Regions from separate parts of the Homo sapiens genome. Here region 2 is linked to region 1. The links are chromatin contacts, found by Hi-C or POLR2A ChIA-PET in ENCODE. All regions are on one chromosome and are shown on one strand. The core of a region is the stretch at or near the end of the contact, and the rest is flanking DNA. Distances in the headings are between cores, read along the strand shown.

The links. Hi-C counts contacts between places; a loop is a spot of excess contacts on that map. ChIA-PET counts read pairs that join two places held with the same protein, here RNA polymerase II (POLR2A). Pooled maps may share reads with other maps.
Region 2: a loop to region 1 is called in a pooled map, with 2.1 times the contacts of the local background. The contact joins two enhancer-like sites. A Hi-C loop is called at or near these places in 2 of 37 single-sample maps with no recorded cell type and 2 of 50 pooled maps. POLR2A ChIA-PET finds 5 or more read pairs at or near these places in 2 of 52 experiments (GM12878 and PC-9).

Annotation. Positions count from the first base shown.
Region 1 is chr7:6,068,892-6,075,808 of GRCh38, forward strand. No RefSeq gene overlaps it. Among named protein-coding and RNA genes, the nearest start is that of EIF2AK1, 13 kb to the left of the region's middle. Within about 2 kb of position 2,665, at least 2 of the 41 ENCODE cell types and tissues checked have a DNase peak (open chromatin) inside an H3K27ac peak, as active enhancers do.
Region 2 is chr7:6,249,978-6,257,567 of GRCh38, forward strand. All of the region lies in intron 1 of CYTH3 (cytohesin 3), which reads right to left. Among named protein-coding and RNA genes, the nearest start is that of CYTH3, 19 kb to the right of the region's middle. RefSeq lists enhancers at 549-708, 6,659-6,708. Within about 2 kb of position 6,341, at least 15 of the 41 ENCODE cell types and tissues checked have a DNase peak (open chromatin) inside an H3K27ac peak, as active enhancers do.

The DNA of each region.
Region 1 (6,917 bases), core at 1,415-3,914:
TTAAGTCAGAAACTTGTCTGCCGGAAACTTTCTTGCTCAGGGCAGGTCAGTCTTTTTGCCATATCTGAGTTTTCAACTGATTGAATGAAACCTCCAATACTCCACATTATAAAGACAATCTGCTTTACTCAAAGTCTTAGGTCAGGCACAGTGTCTCATGCCTGTAATCCCAGCACTTTGGGAGGCCAAGGCGGCAGATCACCTGAGGTCAGGGGTTCTAGACCAGGCTGGCCAACATGGTGAAACCTTGTCACTACTAAAAATACAAAAATTAGCCAGGCATGGTGTAATCCCAGCTACTTAGGAGGCTGAGGCCAGAGAATCACTTGAACCCTTGCAGTGAGCCAAGATCACGCCACTGCACTCCAGCCTGGGCAACAAGAGGGAGACTCCATCTCAAAAAACAAACAACAAACAAAAAAAAACAGGCCGGGTGCGGTGGCTCATGCCTGTAATCCCAGCACTTCGAGAGTCTAAGGTGGGTGGATCACAAGGTCAGGAGACCGAGACCATCCTGGCCAACATAGTGAAACTCTGTCTCTGCTGAAAATACAAAAATTAGTCGGGCTAGGCCAGGCGTGGTGGCTTACGCCTGTAATCCCACCAGTTTGGGAGGCCGAGGCGGGCGGATCACAACGTCAGGAGATGGAGACCATCCTGGCTAACACAGTGAAACCCCGTCTCTACTAAAAACACAAAAAAATTAGCCGGGCGTGGTGGCGGGTGCCTGTAGTCCCAGCTACTCGGGAGGCTGAGGCAGGAGAATGGTGTGAACCCAGGAGGCGGAGCTTGCAGCGAGTGGAGATCTCGCCACTGCATTCTAGCCTGGGCGACAGAGGGAGACTCGTCTCAAAAAAAAAAAAAAAAAAAATTAGCCAGGCATGGTGGCACTTGCCTGTAATCCCAGCTACTCAGGAGGCTGAGGCAGGAGAATCGCTTGAATCAGGGAGTCAGAGGTTGCAGTGAGCCAAGATCACGCCACAGCACTCTAGCCTGGCTACAGAGCAAGACTCCGTCTAAAAAAAAAAAACAAAAAGAAAGAAAAAGAAAAAGAAAAAAGAAATCAAGTCCACCAATTTAATGTTAATGTGGCCACTGCGCCTGGCCCACATCTAGTTAACTTTTTTAGTTTTCATAGAGACAGGGTGTCACTATGTGGCCCAGGCCCGTCTTGAACTCCTGGGCTTAAACCATCCATCCACCTAGGCCTCCCAAAGTGTTGGGATTACAAGCATGAGCCACCATGCCCCTCCCAGAATAATCTTTGACCAAATATGTGGGCATTGTGGGCCACCCAAGTTGACACATAAAACTAACCATCACAGGCCGGGTGTGGTGGCTCACACCTGTAATCCCAGCACTTTGGGAGGCCAAGGCAGGCGAATCACCTGAGGTCGGGAGTATGAGATCAGCCTGACCAACATGGAGAAACCCCGTCTCTACTGAAAATACAAAATTAGCTGGGCATGGTGGCACATGCCTGTAATCCCAGCGACTTGGGAGGCTGAGGCAGGAGAATCGCTTGAACCCAGGAGGCGGAGGTTGCGGTGAGCCGAGATCATGCCTTTGCACTCCAGCCTGGGCAACAAGAGTGAAACTCTGTCTCAAAAGAAAAAAAAAATAACTTTGGCAAGTTCACCCCTTGTCAACAGCATCCATGCGCATTTTTAATTTTTATTTATTTATTTTGTTTGTTTGTTTTTTGAGACAGAGTCTTGCTCTGTTGGCCAGGCCGGAGTGCAGTGGTGCAATCTCGGCTCACTGCAACCTGCGCCTACCTCCCAGGCTCAAATGATTCTCCTGCTTCAGCCTCCCAAGTAGCTGGAACTACAGTTGTGCACCACCAAGCCCAGATAATTTTTGTATTTTTGGTAGAAACGGGGTTTCACCATTTTGGCCAGGCTGCTCTGGAACTCCTGACCTCAGGTGATCCGCCTGTCTTGGCCTCCCAAAGTGCTGGGATTATAGGTGTGAGCCACTGCACCCAGACTATATGCATCTTTTTCAACCATGATACAACTATCCACTTGACGTGATACAACTATCTCGTATACAATGAAAACCGCACTAATCTCTTTCCCAGAAGAGGATGTAAGTTTCTTGGGTGATGTTTATGCTTCTCCTTGGTATCTCATAACTTAAATAGTATGCTATAAGGTTAACAATATTGAAATACTATGATATAAAGTCAATATATCTTTTGTTACATAAGAGGATAAGTGGGGAATGAAAACAAAGACATTTGTGATACACACACACACACACACACATCCATCACAAAACAAAAAGAAACATCAACGGCAATTGCAGCTCTCGGTTCTGCAACTGGTGATGGGTCGTAGCTGGTGTTTATAACCATCTTCTTCCACCACACATTCCGTATTCCCGTTCTCCTCAACAAACACCTCAGCTGGCCATGGGTCACCTGGTGTGGCGAACCAAACCTCCTTTCCTGGGCCATTCATAGTCCTGCCAAGATTGGGTTGTTGCAGTTTTCCATTGACTCTAATCATAGGGCATTCTGATACTAAGAGATACCCTAAGCGCTCTCCTGTATTTCAGACATACCCTTTCCTAGCTCCATTGTGGAGTAGCAGTCCAATTTCTCTTTGGTAGTCAGGATTAATCACCCAAGTCAGCCCAGTAACGTCTTTCTTTGCCTGTTGATTCAGAGGCAAGAGGAACTGAAAGTGGCCAGGTGGCACTGAAAAGTCAGTTCAATGAAATCACTGTTGTCAGTCCATTTTCTGTTGCTTATGACAGAATACCTGAAACTGGGTAATTTATAAAGAAAGAAATTATTTCTTGCAGTTATGGGGGCTGAAAAGTCCAAGGTCAAAGGGCTGCATCTGGTGAGGCCCTTCTTTCTGATAGGACTCTGCAAAGTCCCGAGGTGGTGTAGGACATCACATGGCCAGGGGGCTCAGCATGCTAGCTCACACCTCTCCTCCTTTTATTTATACAGCTTTATAGCCACCAATCCCATTCCCATGATAACTCCTTAATCCATTAACCCATTAATTAATTATTATTATTATTATTTTAAGATGGAGTTTCACTCTTGTTGCCCAGACTGGAGTGCAATGGCGCGATCTCGGCTGACGGCAATCTCTGCCTCCCCAGTTCAAGTGATTCTCCTGCCTCAGCCTCCCAAGTAGCTGGGATTACAGGCATGTGCCACGAAGCCTGGCTAATTTTGTATTTTTAGTAGAGACGGGGTTTCTCCATGTTGATCAGGCTCCTCCTGAACTCCCAACCTCGGGAGATCTGCCCACCTTGGCCTTCCAAAGTGCTGGGATTACAGACATAAGTCACTGCACCCGGCCCTAACCCATTAATTTATTAATCCAAGGACAGATTAATTCATTCATAAGGGCAGAGCCCTCATGACTGAATCACCTTCTTTTTTTTTTTTTTTTGAGACGGAGTCTTGCTCTGTCGCCCAGGCTGGAGTACAGTGGCATGGTCTCAGCTCACTGCAAGCTCCGCCTCCAGGGTTCACGCCATTCTCCTGCCTCAGCCTCCCAAGTAGCTGGGACTACAGGCGCCTATCACTACGCCCAGCTAATTTTTTGTATTTTTAGTACAGATGGGGTTTCACCGTGTTAGCCAGGATGGTCTCGATCTCCTGACCTCGTGATCCACCTGCCTCAGCCTCCCAAAGTGCTGGGACTACAGGCATGAGCCACCGCACCTGGCCATGACTCTATCAACTCTTAAAGGCCCCACCTCTAAATACTGCCACATTGGGGATTAAATTTCAACTTGTGTTTTGGAGGGGACAAATAGTCAAACCATAGCATGTCTCCTGGTGGAGGCATTGCTCTCTTTGGAACTAAGACCTCTAGGCTAGCAGAGCATAAGGTTATGGGAACAGGAAGGAAAGATTTAACTAGTGAGCCGTGTGCAGTGGTTCACGCTCAAAGTGTAATCCCAGCACTTTGAGAGGCTAAGGCGGACAGATCACCTGAGGTCAGGAGTTTGAGACCAGCCTGGCCAGCATGGTGAAACCCCATCTCTACTAAAAATACAAAAATTAGCTGGGCGTGGTGGCACACGCCTGTAGTCCCAGCTGCTAGGGAGGCTGAGGCAGGAGAATTGCTTGAACCCGGAAGGCGGAGGTTGCAGTGAGCTGAGACTGTGCCACTATACTCCAGCCTGGGCAACAGAGTGAGACTCCGTCTCAAAAAAAAAAAAAAAAAAAAAAAAGATTTGGCCAGTGGGTCACTAGGGGTAATACTAAGCGGTGCCATTCTCATTTCTAACACTTGATTCCTGGACCCATGCAGAAAGAAAGTGCAAGGGCCCTGGGGTAGAAATGAGCTTAGTGTGTTTCAAAGAAAGAGGACAAGAGTGAACAAAGAAGGCAGGAGTAGGCCAGACACGGTGGCTCACACCTGTAATCCCAGCACTTTGGGAGGCCGAGGCAGGCGGATCACCAGGTCAGGAGATCAAGACCATCCTGGCTAACACAGTGAAACCCCGTCTCTACTAAAAAAAAAAATACAAAAAATTAGCCTGGTGTGGTGGTGGACGCCTGTAGTCCCTGCTATTCAGGAGGATGAGGCAGGAGAATGGCAGGAACGCAGGAGGCAGAGCTTGCAGTGAGCTGAGATCGTGCCACTGCACTCCAGCCTGAGAAATAGGGCAAGACTCCATCTCAAAAAAAAAAAAAGAAGGCACGAGTAGAAGCAGGAGATCAGCCTTGCAGTGAGTCAGTCTTTCAAACGCACTAACAGCAAAGTACAGACTCCTTCCCTATGGCCTATAATTTCCATAAATACCTGTTTGTGGCTGGGCGCGGTGGCTCATGCCTGTAATTCCACCACTTTGGGAGGCCGAGGCAGGCGTATCACCTGAGGTCGGGAGTTCCAGATCAGCTGACCAACGTGGAGAAACCCCTTCTCTACTAAAAATACAAAAAATTAGCCAAGCGTGGTGGCACATGCCTGTAATCCCAGCTACTCAGGAGGCTGAGGCAGAAGAATTGCTTGAAACAGGGAGGCGGAGGTTGCAGTGAGCTGAGATAGCGCCATTGCACTCTAACCGGGGCAACAAGAGCAAAACTACGTCTCAAAACAAAACAAAACAAAACAAAACACAACAACAAAAAGAACCTGCTTGTTGATTCATCCAATTAAAATAGTATCTTTTAACTCCCTGTTACATAGATAAGAAATGTTATGGCCAGGTGTGGTGGCTCATGCCTGTAATCCCAGCACTTTGGGAGGCCAAGGCGGGTGGATCACCTGAGGTCATGAGTTCGAGACCATCCTGGCTAACACAGTGAAACCCCTTCTCTACTAAAAATACAAAAAATTAGCCGGGCGTGGTGGTGGGCGCCTGTAGTCCCAGCTGCTCAGGAGGCTGAGGCAGGAGAATGGTGTGAACCTGGGAGGCGGAGGTTGCAGTGAGCCGAGATCGCACCACTGCACTCCAGCCTGGGTGACAGAGCGAGACTCCGTCTCAAAAAAAAAAAAAATTCACAAGTAAAGAGACAGCTTTCAAGAGCTGTCACAGTGGTCTATGGGATCACACTGATGAATGGACAGAAAAGTAAGATGTAAGATTCATTACTTAAGCATTCATGACGGAGTGCTAGGGAGGGGGGCTTGTTCTTGAGGTCACAGCCTCTGCAGCAGGGACAGAGAGTCACCCAGAAGGACAGAAATCTAAGTGACTGATTGAATCATTGTTGGCCTGGCTGCATGGATGGCCCTTACCCATCTTCTTCACCTATGTCATATCTACCATGTATCTTTTCCCTCATGATGAAGCAAAGACAAACTCTCTAAAGCAGTGTAGGTGTGTGTCTGTGTATATCTACGTCTATATATGTATCTTACCTGTGTGTATATCTACTTTTATATATGTATCTTGCCTGTGTGTATGTCTGTGTGTGTCTGTGTCTGTGTGTTTATGCACAAATTGCTTGCCCACTCTGTTCCCTACCACCCTCATCACCAAACCCCCTAATTCGAGATCTTCCCCACAATATCCACATGGACTTGCAAGTCAGTTCTGTCAATTAGGAGAGAGGTCACTAATGTCAAAGGAAACCCCCAATTAGCTACCTTTCTTAATCATCAGGATTTCAAGAATACTTAATTATGGTTACTCAATAGAAGGTAAGTGCTGTAAACCATAATAGTATAAAATTAATGGTCTATCTATTCATGTTTGGAAGTAATAAAAAGAAATAAACATTTATTTTCTTTTTTTTTTTTTGACAGAGTCTTGCTCTGTCACCCAGACTGGGGTGCAATGGCGCAATCTTGGCTCACTACTGCAACCTCCGCCTCCTGGGTTTATGCAATTCTCCTGCCTCAGCCTCTCAAGTAGCTGGGATTACAGACGTGCTCCACCATGCCGAGATAATTTTTGTATTTTTAGTAGAGACGGGATTTCACCACGTTGGTCAGGCTGGTCTCGAACTCCTGACCTCAAGTGATCCACCCACTCTGGCCTCCCAAAGTACTGCTGGGATTCCAGGTGTGAGCCACCGCTCCCGGCCAACATTACTTTTTCTTCTTTTTTCTTTCTTTTTTATTTTTTTTTAGACATAGTCTTGCTCTGTCTTGCCCAGGCTGGAGTGCAATAGTGCGACCTCGGCTCACTGCAGCCTCTGCCTCCCAGGTTCAAGTGATTCTCCTGTCTCAGCCACACAAGTACCTGGGATTACAGGCGTGTGCCACCATGCCCGGCTAATTTTAAATTTTTAGTAGAGATGGGGTTTCACCATGTTGGCCAAGCTGGTCTTGAACTCCTGACCTCAGATGATCCACCTGCCTCGGCTTCCCAAAGTGCTGGGATTGCAGGTGTGAGCCACCGCGCCCAGCCAACATTTCTTATCTATATAGCAGAGAGTTAAAAGATACTGCTTCAGTTGGATGGATCAATAAACAGATAGCTACAGA
Region 2 (7,590 bases), core at 5,091-7,590, 180 kb after region 1:
TGCAAGACTGTACGCTTTGACCAACTTCTCCCCACTTGCCCCCCATCCCAGTCTCTTCCCTGTCATTTGTCGAGATTTTGGGGTGAACAGGGGATGGAAATTTGTTGTCCTATGTCCACCACTGGGATCACACTGGAATCCCCGAGAAGTAGACTCTTCACGCTTCTGTTAACAGATTTCAGTATGGCTCCCTTGGGGAATTCTGTTTCTTGAACCCACTATTGGTCTTCAGAGAGAGTAAAAACTTTCTACAGACAACATGATTCTACTCCAGATGCAACTGTTCATAAGATTATCAACTAAAGGATTTCAATAGCAAGGATTTGATGTGGTCCTTCAAATAATACGGGTTAAAATAAACTTCAACCTTTTCAATAGGAAGAAAACACAAGCAAACCTAAAAACCTTCAAGATAGCACACAGCCACAGATTCAACCATGTGACAGAGGTGAGCAAAACCTCTCTGACCACTCCCAACACTAAAACCAATCCAAGTCTCAGTTCCACCCACAGGAGAAGCACAGACACTGACACTGAATCGAGCTGCAACACGGATGAACCTGGGAAAATGACTCATGCCACAACATGGATGAACCTGCTGAGTGAAAAATGCCAAACACAGAAGACCACATATTCTATGATTCCATTTACGTGACATGTCCATGGAAACAAAAAGTCAATGAATGACTGCCAGGGGTTGCAGAGGAGGGGATGACAGCTAATGGGGCCCAGGTTCTTTTTGAAGTGATAAAAATGTTCTAAAATTAGATAGTGCTGATGGTCGCACAACTTTATGAATATACTAAAAGCCATTCAATTGTGTAATTTAAAAGGATGACTATAATGGCATGTGGATTATAGTGATTTCTAAAAAGAGAATAGGTGCTTTATTACCAAATACACTGAAGGTGCACAGTCCCTCGCTCCTGTAATATTTCACTGGATCAGAAATTACTTCAGAGCACAGGGTCTCTGCTACAACACAGAGCAGCAAACCAATCATACATAAATCTGAGAAGAGCCGGGCTCAGTGGCTCACGCCTGTAATCCCAGCACTTTGGGAGGCCAAGGCGGGTGGACTGAGGTCAGGAGTTCAAGACCAGCCTGGCCAACATGGTAAAACCCCATCTCCACTAAAAATAGAAAAATTAGCTGGACGTGGTGGCGGGCGCCTGTAGTCTCAGCTACTTCAGAAGTTGAAGCAGGAGAATCGCGTGAATCCAGGTGGCGGAGGTTGCAGTGAGCCGAGATCACGCCATTGCACTCCAGCCTGGGCAACAAGAGCGAAACACCGTCTCAAAAAAAATAAATAAAATAAAATAAATCTGAAAAGAAAGCTATCAGACTATTCTTTTTTTTTTTTTTCTTTAAAGGAGTAATAATGAGGCAGGAGAGAAGGAGGGGAGACATGTAGGAAGTTTCTTGAAGGGCTACAAAAGCGTTTCTTTCAGTGGGAGGCAGAAAATCAAAACGTGTGAGAAGCATGGAGACGGAACCCTCTCAGTGTAAAATAGGAAAGGATTCTTCAAAATACCGTTCATGGCGGCGCAGACAGAGCAGCAATCTGTGAAGGACCGCAAAATTCTCCGCCCTTAAATTTGTTCAGTAGTGCTCATATATTACATCCACTGAAGTGCCACTGGTTTATTATTTCCGTAAAGTTTAAACAGCCTTAAGACACTGAACAACATTTTTGTGCTGAATAATAAATATGTTTATGACTGATGCCCTGAACCACGGAAACGTAAAAAAGAGCTTCTAAAAATAGAGTACAGGACTTCAAAGAGGCCTGTCCATAAAATCAAATCTACAAAGAATAACTCAGATGGTTACCACAGAATCGCATGAGTTCTTCACAGGCACCATTGGTATTTAATAGTCCCCAAACAGGACGTCTGGCTACAATTACAAGAAATATGAGAAATCTGACCCCCTTAATGTGAAAAAAGAAAAACAAAATGCTTGAGATAAGTATGTGAAAATCACTAGTCTTATGATCATTACATTGATCATAAAAACCACTTTAAAACATAATTCATTTTCAGCTACAGGATGGTGATATGGACCTGGTCCTGTTAAGACAGAGCAGAAGATGCAAATCTTTTATAGAAATTACACTGAAACAGATAGGCAAATGTGGAATGTAGTTTGATTGAACTACTGATTCTGAATTTATTTGCTGTATGGTAAATGCATAAATTTGAGTACTACTGAACAAATTTAAGAGAAACTGGCTTTCTTTCACAGATCCTTGCTATCTCTATACCAGCATGAACATGAACAGTATTTTGAAGAATCTTTGCCCTATTTTACAAGAGGAGCGTTTAGTTCTCTGGGTTCTCATGCTTTACTATTTTCTGCCTCCAAGGAAAATAATGTGTCAGCCTCACATATACTCTCTGGTTACGTGGCGTGTACATAATTAAAAGGGAAAATTAAAATGCCTTCTAGACTAGTCACGAACAAAATTAATACTTTAGAATGGAATTTAAATCAGTCATCTGAAAGGGAGACTCCGAGACCCTGTTGCTATTTCTTGAATACTTTTAGAGGAGTGTCATTTTTTTTCCCACCCTGCCCTTTCCTTTATTGGCTTTTCATACAATGAGTTTGCTGTGCCCATCACCGGATACATGAACAACAACAAAAAAGCTACAGCTGGATCCTGTATTAGTCTCAGCTGCAGTTAAAGCTCTTTTTTTAAATCAATAGGAAAGTGTTGAGGGAGGGAAGAAGAAAAAGATGCATTCCTGAGAGATTTAAGGTTTAGTCTTCATCCAAGGATCTGACAGCAAAAGTATCTCTTGAAAATTATGTAAATATAGTTTGTCTTACTAAATTTTCCAATTGTTAAGTTCATTTCTTTATAAAACCATGGCCAAATATTAAAATAAAATCCTCACTATGTTAAGCCAGATAACTACCTCCGGATGGGTGTGAGTCTGAGAAACCACTGTGGATGCTTGTTCCAAATTTACCCACACACACATTCCACTGACATCTGAACCACTCCGTAACTCCTTCTGGTTACCAACTTAATCCACACTTACCAAAGAACAAGAAAAATGAATGTCACTTTTACCTTGAATCAAAATGATTTTTAACATATTTACAATTAAAAAATTAAAGAAACTGAAGCACTTATCAATTCTGCTTACACATGCAATCTAGTCTATAGGATGCAAATAATGATATTAGACAATAAGCCTGGACTCTTCAAAAAGGTGTCACGAAAACAATTTTTTTTTTTTTTTTTTGAGACAGAGTCATACTGTGTTCACCCAGGCTGGAGTGCACTGGCAGAACCTTGGCTCACTGCAACCTCTGCCTCCTGGGTTCAAGCAATTCTCGTGCCTCAGCTTGAGATTTCAGGTATGCAGCACCATGCCCAGTTAATTTTTTTGTATTTTTAGTAGAGATAGGGTTTCACCATGTTGGCCAGGCTGGTCTTGAACTCCTGGCCTCAAGTGATCCGCCTGCCTCGGCCTCTCAAAGTGCTGAAATTACCAGCCTGATCCATCGCACCCAGCCACCAAAACACATTTTAAAATTAAAAACAGCCGGGCACGGTGGCTCACGCCTGTAATCCCAACACTTTGGGAGGCCAAGGCGGGCAGATCACAAGGTCAGGAGTTTGAGACCAGCCTGGCCAATTTGATGAAACCCTATCTCTACTAAAAATACAAAAATTAGCCGGGCGTGGTAGTAGGCACCTGTAGTCCCAGCTACTGGGGAGGTTGAGGCAGGAGAATCACTTGAACCCGGGAGGCGGAAGTTGCAGTGAGCCGAGATCATGAGACTGCACTCCAGCCTGGGTGACAGAGTGAGATGCTGTCTCAAAAATAAAAATAAATAAATAAACAAAAGAGGCCAGGTGCAGTGGCAGGCACCTGTAATCCCAACTACTCGGGAGGGTGAGGCAGGAGAATCACTTGAACCCGGGAGGCAGCGGTTGCAGTGAGCCAAGATCATGCCACTGCACTCCAGCCTGGGTGACAGAGTGAGACTCTGTCTCAAAAATAAAAATAAATAAATAAAATAAAAAATAAAGAAAGGAGGCCAGGTGCAGTGGCAGGCACCTATAATCCCAACTACTCAGGAGGGTGAGGCAGGAGAATCACGTGAACCCGGGAGACGGAGGTTGAAGTGAGCTGAGAGATCGCACCACTGCACTCCAGCCCTGGCCACAGAGCAAGACTCCACCTCAAAAACAAACAAACAACAACAAAAATAAGACTGATAAAAGATAACTAAATAGAAGGTGTAAATCTTAATTAGAGCCTAGATAGGTTTAAAAAAAAAAGAAAGCTATAAAAACATTTTGGTAACAACTGGGGAAAGCAGAATGTGTACTATTTTGGAACAATATTATGGAATGACTGTTAGTTATCTTAAGAATGATAACGGCTGTAGTTATGTAGGAGAATGTCCTTAGAAGACGAGTGCTAAAGTATTTCTTTGAAAAGCGTTATGATGTTTGTAACTTTTTGAGACGGAGTCTCGTTCTGTCGTCTAGGCTGGAGTGCAGTGGCGTGATCTCAGCTCACTGCAACCTCCGCCTCCCAGGCTCAAGCTATTCTCATGCCTCAGCCTCCCAAGAAGCTGGGATTACAGGCGCATACCACAATGCTCGGCTAATTTTTTGTATTTTTAGTAGAGACAGGCTTTCACCATGTTGGCCAGGCTGGTCTCGAACTCCTGACCTCAAACAATCTGCGCACCTTGGCCTCCCAAAGTGCTGGGATTATAGGCGTGAGCCATCGCACCTGCCCATGTTTGTATCTTGCTTTCAAATGGGTTCAGTCACACACACACAAATTGTAATACAAAGACAGACAAGCAAATGTGGCCAAATGTTAGCAGCTGGTGAATTTAGGTGAAAGACATATAGGATTCATCGTACCATTCCTTCAACTTTTCTGTAGATTTGAACATTTTCAAAATACAAAGTTGGGAAGAAAAGATATAATAATCATATTGCCAATCATCAGTTATTCCTCAGCCCAAATAAAACAATTCTTCCAACTCACTCTACTCAGTATGTAAAGACAGGCAGGCCAGAGGCTTAACACACTGATGACTAACAGTTTTGAATGCCTACTATTACAATCGTCGAGATTTTTGATAAATTCTTCATATAAATAATTTCACTTCGGTTTTTTAACAGCTTAGGGAGATTAAGTAACTTACACAAAATCACAAGGCTAGAAATGACAGAGCTGCAGATATTTACTTAAAAATATGTCAATACCAAATATTTGTCAACACCAATCAGGCTCAAATGTTTAAACAAACTTATGTAAGCATACAGAAAGTATGAATACAAATTCTCAGAACCATTAACATTATAGATGACAATATTCTGCCTTGAACAAGGGGAATTACCCGAAATATCCTCAATGGCTGACCTGATATAGCAAACAGGGAAAAGTTCTGAAATCCTAATTCCTAGAGACCCCAAGGGAAAAGAGGGCCTCTCCAATCCCACAGGACTAAGACTATTTAGGAAGGAATGGCTACATAGTTATCTCCAGCATGATGCATCCCAACAGAGTCGGCCGTGAAGAAGCTGGGCTGAGGACCAGAAAGGCCCCCACCACAGCACTGCAGTAGTCCTGGGGGTCCAGCACCTCATCAAGATAGGGAGGGAGGGATATGTTGGGGACATCAGGAGAAAACAGCTTCTACTTCAAGTCTCTTATGAAATTAAGGACTTACAGACTCCCTATGTGGGGGAGACGCTCAGGTTAGTGTGACTACCCAAGTTTGACCTTTAATCTGTTTTTTTTTTTTTTTTTTTTTTTGAGATGGAATCTCCCTCTGTCACCCAGGCTGAAGTGCAGTGGCGCGATCTCTGCTCACTACAAGCTCCGCCTTCCAGGTTAACGCGATTCTCCTGCCTCAGCCTCCTGAGTAGCTGGGACTACAGGTGCCCGCCACTACGCCCAGCTAATTTTTTGTATTTTTAGTAGAGACAGGGTTTCACTGTGTTAGCCAGGATGGTCTCGATCTCCTGACCTCGTGATCCACCCACCTCGGCCTCCCAAAGTGCTGGGATTACAGGCATGAGCCATTGCGCCCGGCCAACCTTTAATCTGTTTAACCAAAGTTGAAATGGCCCTGTCAATAACTTTACAACTCTAAGGAAACAGCACTCCTGTAAAATCTGTTCTTGAAATTCCCAGTCACTGATCCAATCAACTACATTTCGTGATGGCTGAAACCAAGATAAAACCGCCTACAGCAAGTCCTGAGACTCGAGAACTTCTGCCGGGATATTCTCTCCAAAGGGAGTCACTGGCCACTGGTTCAGGCAGGGGGCCCTAGAGCACACTCCCATTTGTGGAACTCCCAGGCAGGCCTGCACCAAACCTCAAGGGGGCTGAAAGGACTAGGATAGTGGACTTCTCTCTGAAGACACAAATTCTTTGCTCCCCTTTACAGGTATAACAGAAATGGGAGATAAATGTTTTAGCGCAGAACTTAACAAGACTTCTGAAGTAGATGGTCTTCATTACCTTTAGATGCAAGACAGTCCGCTCTTCACCAGAATCATAATAGGTAATACTTGACAGGAAGACATGCAAAGAGAGAAGCCCCCAGACTCCTCTCCTGAGAAGGAAAAAGTGGGGAGCGGTGGAAGCAGTGGGAAGGTAATAGAGACTTAAATCCTAAAACAAATGTCCAAGTACTAACAGCAGCAGAACCCAGGGGAAATAGCTTATGTTCTTTCCAGATGAAAAAAATTAAAAAGTCATGTTCTGCATGTCCAGCCAAATTACTGGGCACTTGTCAGGCAGAGCAACTACTGGGGGAGCCAAGGGAGGGCAGGACACACCACATCCATGTGGACTCTGCTCCCTCTGAGAGCTGTCATCAAGAGTGAAGCTGGCGGGACAACGTGTGGCGAGCAAGAGCTAGCAGACTTCAAGACCAGTCTGACCACAAAAAGGAAGGAAAGAAGGCATTTGACTTTCTTTTGTGAAAACTGAAACATCCTAGTAACCATCTGACTAGTATACAGTTTAACCACTACTTTGAACTAAATTTCAGGAACATAGTCCATAACAGACACCCTGTGATTCCCGAGAAAACGCAACATTTTAGAAGAAGACTTATCCAACGTGAAGATTTTTTTTTACATAAGGCAATGAAAGGCATCATTTATTCTCGAAATGTGTCATGCTCTCAGAAGTGTGGTCATATACTGAATCAAAGTCTACAATCACTCATCTTCCCACGCCTGGGAAATACAGCCTCATCATGTGAACAGGCCAAACATTCAAAAGACACTAAAATTCTTCAATTTTCCCATACTCTAACACAAACAAAACTGAATTCATTTGTCTGATCCTTTCTCAACTCAAAAAAATTTTAATCTAATTACTGAAACTTGGAAAAGGACATTCTTGATTATTTTATTTCCTCTCTGTAAAGAACTAAAAGGAAGTCCTGTCTTCTAACAGAATATTAAATTGCCAATGCCACCTTTGATTACTGCATACTTCTAAATGTACACGTTAAAATACACATAAAGATTTGCCAAATGAAACAATGTATTTCTAAGAATACGAAAACGTATTTTGTTTT